Linked DNA regions of Homo sapiens: region 2 is linked to region 1. A link is a loop called in an ENCODE intact Hi-C map of the cell type or tissue named here. Cell type or tissue: heart right ventricle. All regions are shown on one strand. Each heading gives the region's core, and the rest is flanking DNA. Links, peaks and the distances in the headings are about the cores only.

Region 1 (5,372 bases), core at 113-5,112:
CAGGGGCAAGTCCGGACCAAAGCCACTGGCAAAAGCAGATTTCTGTCAACATCTCTCCACTCCCGAGTCCCTCCCAAGCCTCACCCCCGACACCCCACCAAAGGCAAAGCCAACTGGCCTACTCTCCACAGAGCTGCCCCCACCCCAAACCGGAGGCAGGACCAAGAAAAGAAAGAAAAGAGTGAGAGAGAACAGACAAGATCCAGAGAAACCAACTGCAACCTTCTCTTCAGAAAAGAAAGCAGGGTAGAGAAAACCTGAAGGGTGGCAGGGTGGGGCTGGGGGTGGGGGACAAGAAACATCCATGGTGCTCAAACTCGAGCAGGCAACATAATCCGCTGGAGGGTTTGCTCAATACTGAGTGCTGACCCTGCTGCCCCAGCAAGGGGTCTAGGGTGAGGTCCCAAGTGAGGCTGGGTGGGGACCACACTCGGAGGACCTCTGCAGCGACAGGTCAGCAAACCAACTAGAGATGAATGAGCAGACAGTGTGGCCCAACGCTCAACACAGAATGAGTCAGACTTAGGGCTCTGCATACTTTAAAAGACTCAGCCCCTCATCCTCCACTGTAATTGACAGGTAATTTATGGTGAGACCCTTGCAGGTAGAACCCACATATGTCTTGCATGTGGCAGCCACTCCTGGTGGTGGAGTGATTGTCCTACTCTCTTACTGAGGAAAATGTCAAGATAGGGGGACATAAAATTACAGGGATCTGGTTCTTTCATAAAAATCCTCCCATAAATCATGTAAACAGGCAGACAGAGTAGATTAATGGTTGCTTAGGGCTGGAGGGGGTGGGGAATAGAGGGTAAAAGCTAAAAGGTATGTGGTTCTTTCTGAATTGATGAAAATGTTCTGAAATTAACTGTGGGGATAATTGTACAAATCTGTGAACATGATAAAAACCACGGTAGACATTAAACGGTTAAATTGTATGGTATGTGAATTCTGTATCAATACAGCTGTTATTTAAAAGGTTCCTTTTTCTTCACTTTCAAATTGCTTCCTTTTACTATGCTTTTTGGGGATTTCCCATTACTTTGACCTTTCTCACTAGGTTTCTTTAAAAAAAAAAAATTCTGTTCCTAGTCATCCCGTGACTACTTATTTTAATCATTTAATACTACTCATTTAATTTTTTAAATCATAAGATAGAATCCCATCAATTTTTAGAGCTAGAGATCATCTATATGTGCACTGATTAATTTTCCAGGTAAAGAACCTGGTATTTTTTGAGTGAAAGTGACTTTTTCAAAGTCATGCACAAGTAGTTCTATTCAGAAATTTTAAAAACTACATACCTCTTCTGCAAGTGGAAAGACATTCAAAATACAGAATTTCAAAATTATCCCTTCAGCACCTGATTTGTGTTTTAATAAAGTTCAGGAAAATCTATTCTTTTCCAAATGGTTTTTCCAAAAAAAAAAAAACCATTACTTAGCAGGCTTCTTGGATGTTATTGATAGGAAAAATAGCCTTCCTGTCTATGTTAGAACTCACACACCCAAACCAATCCATAAGAATGATATGAGTATTTAAGTATTTTCAAGGTCCCTCTACCAGATTAAAACTGGGGAATTAAAAAAAAAAGGAGAGAGTATCTTTTTTTTTTTTTTTTTGAGACACAGTATCACTTCCCTTGCCCAGACTAGAGTGCAGTGGCGCGATCACGGCTCACTGCAGCCTTGACTTCCTGGGCTCAGATGATTCTCCAACCTCAGCCTCCTGTGTGGTTGGGATTACAGGTGCATGCCACCATGACCAGAAAACTTTTGTATTTTTTGTAGAGATGGGGTTTCGCCATGTTGCCCAGGCTGGTATTGAACTCCTGGGCTCAGGCAATCCACCCACCTCAGCCCCTCCAAGCGCTGGGGGATTATAGGCATGAGCCACTGCGCCCAGCCAAGAGTATCTTAAGTATTCTTAGACCCAATAAAATTATTAGTAGAGTCACTGTAAGTCACTATCTCTAAAAAATGAGATAGGTTTGGGGTTTTTCAAAATTAACTCAATATACTTGTGCCTCATAAACAAACCCAACGGTTCAGATTTGTTTACACTTGATAAAATTTAAAAATGATTATTTCTATTAAAAAGAAATTGACCGTAGCTTCTCTAGCATATCTTAACTGAATTTTTTTCAAGAAATGTATTTAATCTACATTTCCCCAACTCCAATCCAGCCCCACCCTCCACCCCATGGGCCCTCTCTGATCAAGGGCTGTCCTATCTCCCAAAATCCCCCCAAGAAGATCTATCTGTCCTGTGTCCCCATGCGGGTCCTGCCCTTGGCTGGGTGATGGCTTTCTTGTGTGATAAAAGAATCCAGTATAAGGGACTAAGTTTAGTCCAGTGCTTCCTTCCAGATAATGTAACTTAACATGCTGCTTTCCTCCAAAGTCAGGGGCCAGATAGTGCTAAAGGAGAAATTCTGCTGTTGGTGGGTCCTTCAGCTTCTCTTAGGCAGCACTCTGTGTGCAGCCTCAACCTAAGGGTGGCCTTGTACATAGGCAGGTTGACTAACCATCCCAGTTTCCTGGGGACAGAGGGGTTTCCCAGGATACAGGATTTTCAGTGCTAAAAACAAAAAACCGGAAAGTCCCAGGCAAACTAGAATGAGCTGATCATCTACAGGGTCTGTACTTGCAGCTGAAAGTGGCCTTCCACCCATCACAGTGTGTGAAAGAGCCTCAGAGATGGCCTGGTGCAGTTCACTCTTCAACAGAGGACATATAGGTGACAAGGCACTGCCCCTTTCCCCACTCCTGAAGGCCCCTCACAGGCTGTGCCAGCTTCCTGAAACGCGACTCTTAAGTGTCTAGGGCCTTTGTACTCCCAAGGAAACAGGTCCCCCTAAGACCTGGACCCTCCAAAGCATGGAGGTCAGCAGGGAGATGATTAAAGGACCCCACGGTGCAGCAAGCTGGGTTCAAGGTCTCCAGTGAGGTCAACTGAACCTGGCTCTACTGTACATGGAATTCATTTCCTAGAAACCTGCCCGTTATCTAACACCAGAGACAAAAGCTGAATTCCCAGTGCCAGCAAAACTGACTGCGGAGCTATGTCACTGCTGCTATTTTTAGGAGATGACTATTGTCTCTCGAGTTTTAAAATACAAAAGCTGCAAGGTCTAGAAGGAAGCGATACAGACTGACCCTCCCGCTACACATGGAAAGGGTCATGCCCTTTGGATGGCTGCCTTGACATGTTAAAGGGAAGCAGATGTGGGGAGAACCCAGGAATCCACCACAGCTGCCTGTGCATAGCCCGACACCGGACAGAATCAGTCCCTGCAAGACCCAGGATGGGCCCCGACTCCAGGGGTCTTTGCAGTAACTGGTGCTGAAGAAAAGAGAAAGGCGGCCGGGCGCGGTGGCTCACGCCTGTAATCTACGGGAGGCTGAGGCTGGTGGATCACTTGAGGTCAGGAGTTCGAGACATGCCTGACCAACATGGTGAAACCCTGTCTCTACTGAAAATACCAAAATTAGCCAGGCATGGTGGTGGGTGCCTGTAATCCCAGCTACTTGGGAGGCTGAGGCAGGAGAACTGCTTGAGCCCGGGAGGCAAAGGTTGCAGTGAGCTGAGATTGTGCCATTGCACTCCAGACTGGGCAACAAGAGTGAAACTCCATCTCAAAGAAGAAAAGAAAAGGGGAAGGGGAAGGGGAAGGGAAAGGGGAAGGGGAAGGGAAAGGGAAAGGGGAAAGGGAAGGGAAAAGAAAGAGGAAAGGCTTGTGACCATCCCCGGCACCAGCTTCCTCCCCCTTCTTGAAAAACTCTCCTTATGCCGCTTCCGATTCTCCTCCCACCCACAACAGGCTTCTGTTCCATTTCCTGGGCCAGCGTTTCAGGCTCCACCCTCGCGTCATCCGAGGTGCCCACAGGATGCACCAGAAGCCCCAGCACCCTCCTCTGCTCTCTTCTGGGCTTCTCCCCATGGCACTGGCTGCCACTTTTAACAGTTACAAAAGAGGCCTCACCATGTGGATGTGCTATTTTCTTAACTACTCTTCTTTTGGTTAAACATTCAATTTGCTTCCACTTTTCCCCTTGGCTAAAATGGAACTAGCAGTACTGGAAAACCATCTGGAGATTCATTCGCCCATAGAAACAACAGCTCTGTTTACTGAGTGTCTATTACAGCACAAGCACATTCTCTGTAACTTACTCGTTAGTTCTGCCTAGAACCTCTAGGAGGTGTTATTATCTTCATAGTAAGCCTCCCAGTTTCTAGATGGGTATCTAAAGGAAACTAAAGATCAAAAGATCATGGGACTTGTCCAGGATCATGCAACCAACAAACTGGATTTCTACTCTAAGAAAAGTTCTAGAACTCCTGAAACTTAAATGTATGTGCAAATCATCTCAGGACCTTGAAATGCAGATTCTCAGGGGCCTGAGATCCTGCATTTGGTAGAAGCTCCCAGGCGATGCCAACGCTGCTGGCCCATGAACCACAGTGAAGGCAGCCAGGTTCTGTTGCCCAATATTTCCAGTGAGTCCTCTTCCCACCTATTAATAACTAGGTCTGACCCTGCTTTCATGTCCAAAATTCAATCGATTCATGGAAACAAGGCTACAGGAAAAAGGTCATGCGTGCAGCTTTTCACGCTCATTCAACTTTTTATTTTGAAATAGTTACAGCCCCACAAGAACTTGTACCCTTCACCTGTCCTCCCCAAAGGTAGCATCTTCCACAATTACTGTACAATAACAATGCCACGAACTTGACATTGCTGGAATCCATGCAGCTTATTCAGATTGCACCTGTATGCACACAATCGTGTGTGTGTGTGTGTGTGTATACGTCCATCTATACAATTTTAACCCCCACGTAGCTTCCTGTAACCACCACCATCAAGGCACAAAAAGGTTCCAGCACTGAAAGGCCCCCTCCAGCTACCCCTTTATGGTAACACTTCTCCCCTCCCCACGCTCGGCCCCAGCAGCCTCTGATCAGTTCTCCATCTCCACAACGGCATTATTTCAAGACTGTGACGTCAATGGAAGCATACAGCATATAACCTTCTGAGACCAACTCTTTTCACTCCCTGTAATTCCCTGGCCTTCCTTTATTTTTAAATCAGCAAGGGTAAGTCGGTGTCCCTGTGAAGGGAAGCAGAGTGGCCTAGAAGTGCTTGAATGTGCAGCAGAAGGTCTCTGGAGATGGTGTTAGCCATGCTCTGGGAACCTACAGAAAGCTCTCCAACTTAAATAGGGGACTCTGCCCGTCATATTTACCCTTAGCTCTAGCTCTAAAGGACAGAAAACTGGTTCCGTTTGCCAGGCCCTGTTTACTTATTCATAAAGGTAAGGCCCAACAATGGCATAGAATTAAGACTCTTTTTTTTTTTTTTTTGAGACAGT
Region 2 (5,372 bases), core at 51-5,050, 120 kb after region 1:
GCCTGCAGAGGGCAGGGCTGGCAGCCAACGGCCTGCATGCCTACAAGGAAGCCCTGGGTGTCTGCCAATGCCTGCCCACCGAGCAGAAGGGAGGGCTCTGTCCGGGCTCTGTCCTGGCTCTCTCCCTGTTCACACAGAAGGCTCTGGGCTCTGTCTCAGCTCCAGAACAGCAACCGGACTTCCTCCCTGAGACCGTTCATCTCCCTCACACTCTTCCAAACTGCTGGGCTCATCCCAGACAGCAGCCCACCCTCTGCTTTCAGCGGGAAAGCCCATCCTCTGAGCAGCCTTCCTGCCTCCACACGGCAGACACTTTTAGCACCTGCCCTCCCAGCCAAGTCCCTGCGGGGGTGGGGGGCAGCTAACAGGCCAAGGTCGTCTTCATGAGACCAGAGGCTGCATGGCGCTGGAACTGCAGGGCCTGGGCACCAGGGCTCCCCAGGGCCAGCCCATGGCCTCCCACCTCCAACTTGCTCAATTCATCCTTGTTGAAAAAACATGAGCTGTTTGTGTGTTTGTTTCAAGAAGGTGGGAGAACCATGTAACATAAGATTACTATCTTTTCAAAAGAGAACACATAGCCCAGGTCTCCTTTTCTCCTTCTGCACCAAGACATCATGACCTGCAGCCTTCAACACCCTGGCCAGGGTAAGCTGTGGGGGCAGGTGTCCTAATTCCGCAGCTGGCCTATGGGACCCTCCCCTCAGTCCCCACCTCGAGTCCCTTCTGTGAAGGCCGTCCTTGCCAGAGTGGCTATCTCATACCTGCCTGGATGGTCACGCTGCCTACTGATGAAGGTGAGCTCACACAGGTGGCTGCTTAAACGTAACCCCCCTCGCCAACACACACACATGGCAACAGCCCTTCATTCCCTCCACGTTTGCCAAGTGCCTGTTACACACCAGGATGTAGCAGTGAACAGACACCTAACGCCTGCTCATGTGGAGATCACAGTCAAGTGGGAGAGCCACAACACCTGGATTCTAGGGTGCTCTGGAAGAGGGCGTGCCTGGAGCAGCAGGCAGGCAGTGCCGGGGTGGAGGATGACATTTTCAATCGGGTGGTCAGGGACGGTCAGAGCAGGGAGCATGTAAGCACAGACCCAGGGGGAAGGAGCCAGTCATGTGGGATGCTGGGAGAATTCCAGGGGCACTTCTGTGTGCTCCAGAAACAGCCAGGAGCTCCAGGTAGCTAGAGCAGGCCATGGAGAGGCAGGGATGCGGGAAATGAGGTCAGCGGGATGGGGTGGGGGCAGATCACGGAGGTCTTTACAGACCCAGGGAGGACTTGGGCTTTGGCTGGGGTCTATGGGAAGGTGTCAAAGGGTTTTAAACAAAGACGGAGCACTGTAGAGTGTTTCTAAGGAGTCCTTCTGCCGATGTGTGAAGAGAAGTGATGAGGGTGGAAGGCAAGAACCCAGTGATGAGGGTGGAAGGCAGGAACCCAGTGATGAGGGTGGAAGGCGGGAACCCGGTGAGGAGGGTGGAAGGCGGGAACCTGGCAAGGAGGCTGCTGGAATAATCCAGCCAGGGGCCTGGGAAGGGCCGGACTCAGCCTCTCCTGAAGGTGGAGTTACCAGAACTCACTGGTGGTTGCATGTGGGCAGAGACAGAACCATGAAAAGTGGTTCCAATGTTTGGTGCCTGAACAGCTGCAAAAGTTCCAGAGAGAAGCTGAGTTTGGGGTGGCTTCCACTGACATGTCTGTCAGGCGCCCAGTGGAACTGGTGACTCAGGTGGCTACTTAGTAGGCCTAGCGCTCACGGAGGAGACTTGGGAGCATGGGCGAGATGGGGTATACAGGCGGGGTGGTGTATACAGGTGGGGTGGTGTACACGGGCGGGATGGTGTACACGGTGGGGGGATGGGGCATACAGGCGGATGGTGTACACGAGGGGATGGTGTACACGGGGGGATGGTGTACACGGGGGGATGGGGCATACGGGGGGATGGTGTACATGGGTGAGATGGTGTACATGGGCGGGATGGTGTACACGGGGGAATGGTGTACACGAGGGGATGGTGTACATGGGGGGACGGTATACACGGGTGGGGTGGTGTATACAAGGGGATGATGTACACGGGGGGATGGTGTACATGGTGGGGACGGTGTACATGGGGGGATGGTGTACATGGTGGGGACGGTGTACATGGGGGGATGATGTACATGGTGGGGACGGTGTACATGAGGGGGATGGTGTACATAGGGGGGATGGTGTACATGGGGGGGATGGTGTACACGGGGGATGGTGTACATGAGGGGGATGGTGTACATGAGGGGGATGGTGTACACAGCGGGATGGTGTACACAGCGGGATGGTGTACATGAGGGGGATGGTATACACGGGGGGATGGTATACATGGGTGGGGTAGTGTATACGAGCAGGACGGTGTATACAGCCGAGCCCCACGAGGTTGCCGAGGTGGGAGGACAGTGCATGGACACGCTATACCACCAAGAGCTGGGGAGATGAGGGACCAGCATGGGGACTTGAAAGGCGCAGCCAGGAGGGAGGCTGCTGGTGAGTGAAGAAAAGCATTTCCTGGTGGAGAGAGCAATCTCCTGTGTCAAAGCACACAGGACAGGACAGGAAGGACAAGGACTGGCGGGTGGCACAGGATTTCCTCGGAGCCCGGTGCTGTGCTGGAGCCGGCTCATGAGCCTACTGCTAAGTTTCCAGCAGTTGTGTGAGCTGGAGGACTTCACCTTGGCAGCCTGAACTCAGCAGCAGTGGGAGTATTTACACCACATCGCTTGGCAAACATGACTGAGAACCAGGACCTTCCCGAGCAGGGTGGTGCCCTGCAGGCTGCTGGGGTGGGGTGTGAGGGCAGACTGAGAGCTCCTGCTTGCAGCAGCCACGGAGGTGGCTGACATCCCTGGGGAATCGCCTGCAGGGATGAATCTAGGGCTGTGCTTCCAAGGGAAGCGCAAGAAACAAACACAGGAGGGCCAGGGTGGAGCACCATCCTCACGGGGGAGCTGCAGATGCAGGGAAAGGGCCGCTGCAAGCCAGGCCTGGACTGTCCAGCTCCACAGTGGCTGTGTCAGGAATAAACCCCACATCCTCAGGGACAGGAAAGGGCTCTGAGGCCGCTCCAGGCTATGGGACAAAATGAGCCTTCCCTACAGAACACCATGGTCAGAGCAAGGCTGATAACACAGCCCGCTGTCCTCCTCTGGGAGTGAGAATAATGACAGTCACCTCGTGTGGTTACTGCGAGGAGCAGACAGACACCTTGGCCAGGCCCAGAGGGGCTCAGCAATCACCCAAGTCACCCAGCCAGGACTGGAGCACAGCCGGTGGGCCTCTGAGCTCACCCCAGTGACTACTCCATTTTATTATGTCTAGCAGCCGCCAGGCGGGCTCTGGGAACAAGACCTGGGGCACAGACGTCGCCTATCTGAGGACCCAGATATTTGGCTGCAGGAGATGGAGCCCTGAACAGAACTGATCTCCCTGTCCCCAGCGGCCTGATGGGGCAGTTCCTCCCATTTCCACCCCCTTCCCATGCCAGCAGTGCTGGTGGCGGCTGCACCTGATGCTGCCGAGGTGGACGGCACGGTTAGGGGGTGAGTGCAGCTCCCAGGGCAACATGATGCTCTCTCTAGGAAAAGTGCAGAACCTGCTCCGTGGAGCTGCAGGCACCGCTCCAGGACCACTGCACACGTGGCTCCTCTAAAAGACTGTCCCCAAGACAGGACTTGCTCAAAGCCGAGTCGTGTATTTCACAATCCATGTTCCTTGCTTGAAACTCTCAAAGACATGTTGTTATGATGGGATTTGCTTTTACACTGGACACAAATGGAAGTCCGTCACCACCGTGTGCAGGACTGCGGGGCCTCAGGAAGGATGAGTCGGAAAGGAAGGAGTTGGCGTGGATGGAGCAGGCAGATGAGATCTGTGTAACGCGCCGTTCCAAGGCTTCAGAGGAAGCGGTATTTAAGGAAAAATACATCAAAACACTCGAGCATCACTTCCTCTGCAAAGGCGTGATGACACTACCCATGTCAACGTTTCTGACAATAAGATCTGCAGCAATTTTTATATCCAGAAGGATTCATAAGGCAACTTGCTCCATCTTGTGCTGCGAGTCACATTTCTTAACATTTGTTTCTCAATTCCAAAGGCCTGTGGGTGGCACAGTCACTTGCACAACAGCCAAAAGACCCTCTCCTTGGCATGGCTGCCCCATGCTGCCGTCTGCTGTGTGGCTGATTTATTCTCCCATGTGCGATATGTGCTGGGCAGAGGTGACTGGCAAGCTGCACTTATTTTTTTGTTTGTTTTTTTGAGATGGAGTTTTACTCTTGTCACCCAGGCTGGAGTTCAGTGATGCGATCTTGGCTGACTGCAACCTCCGCCTCCTGGGTTCAAGCGATTCTCCTGCCTCAGCCTCCTGAATAGCTGGGGTTACAGGTGCACACCACCATGCCCAGCTAATTTTTGTATTTTTAGTAGAGACGGGGGTTTCACTATGTTGGTCAGGCTGGTCCCGAACTCCTGACCCCAGGTGATCCACCCGCCTTGGCCTCCCAAAGTGCTGGGATTACAGGCGTGAGCCACTGCACCCAGCCAAACACTTAGTTTTTAACCAAGTATTTACACCTGATCCATAATCTGAAATTCAAGTGGAGATGAGTGAAGAGCACAGGCACGAGGGCACCCACTATTTTCCGGGCATTTTCGGCATGCCAACTCTGTGGGGTTTTTCAGTTTCCAAATTATAGCTGCTCTCATGATGATATGAGGCCCCTCAACAGTCACCTCACACCTCCCCAAGGGCACCTCTCAGCTGGCATGGAAATGAAAATAGGCCCGTTTTACACAGAATCAGAACAAAGGAGGTCCCCCTCTGAGGCACAGCTGCCTGTGCTGGGGGTAGAGACTGGACTTCCAGTGAAGCTGTGCCTCTGACCCAGCACTGGTTTTTAAAAGCCTCTGACCCAGCACTGGTTTTTAAAAGCCTCTGACCGAGCACTGGTTTTTAAAAGCCTCTAACCCAGCACTGCGTTTTCAAGAGCTTAAGGGCCTTTTCATCGAATTCTATTATCCTCTAGAGTTTCCTAATTTAAAACCATTTCTGGGGCTGACAGCAGGTAAGGGTAGGAGGCCCTGAATGGGAAGGAGCAGTTCACCCCGTGGCTGGGGTGTGATATCCTGTGCAGGACAGGGATGGGGAGGCCACAGCGGCCCGCATCAGCGGCCCATGGGAATCTCCAGCGGACAGGGCAAGGTTGGTCAGGGGAGCGTGGCCCCTGCCTCTTTCCCACAGAGGGAGGGACATGAGCAATCAGGGGAACTGGAGCTGGGGCCAGGGGAGTCAGGAGCCTGAGCGGCTCCTTCGTCTTCAGGGACAGCTTCCTAAACA

What was found. Hi-C counts contacts between places; a loop is a spot of excess contacts. Peaks named below come from ENCODE experiments on the same cell type or tissue, not always from the same donor. Only the 100,000 strongest peaks of a DNase experiment are listed, where the experiment ranks them.
Region 2: a loop joins it to region 1, with 3.0 times the contacts of the local background. A loop is called at or near these places in 28 of 110 quality-filtered maps.

Annotation. Positions count from the first base shown.
Region 1 is chr5:10,575,415-10,580,786 of GRCh38, reverse strand. The region is part of intron 1 of ANKRD33B (ankyrin repeat domain 33B); the gene reads right to left. Among named protein-coding and RNA genes, the nearest start is that of ANKRD33B, 14 kb to the right of the region's middle. RefSeq lists enhancers at 378-427, 1,765-1,934, 3,253-3,352. In heart right ventricle, for the core only: no CTCF peak of the experiment used is centred there; DNase peaks (open chromatin) are centred at 3,186 and 3,876; H3K27ac peaks cover 5,000 bases.
Region 2 is chr5:10,455,411-10,460,782 of GRCh38, reverse strand. All of the region lies in intron 3 of ROPN1L (rhophilin associated tail protein 1 like), which reads right to left. Among named protein-coding and RNA genes, the nearest start is that of ROPN1L, 16 kb to the right of the region's middle. RefSeq lists an enhancer at 2,231-3,090. In heart right ventricle, for the core only: CTCF peaks have their summits at 2,757 and 2,961; DNase peaks (open chromatin) are centred at 62 and 3,069; H3K27ac peaks cover 1,581 bases.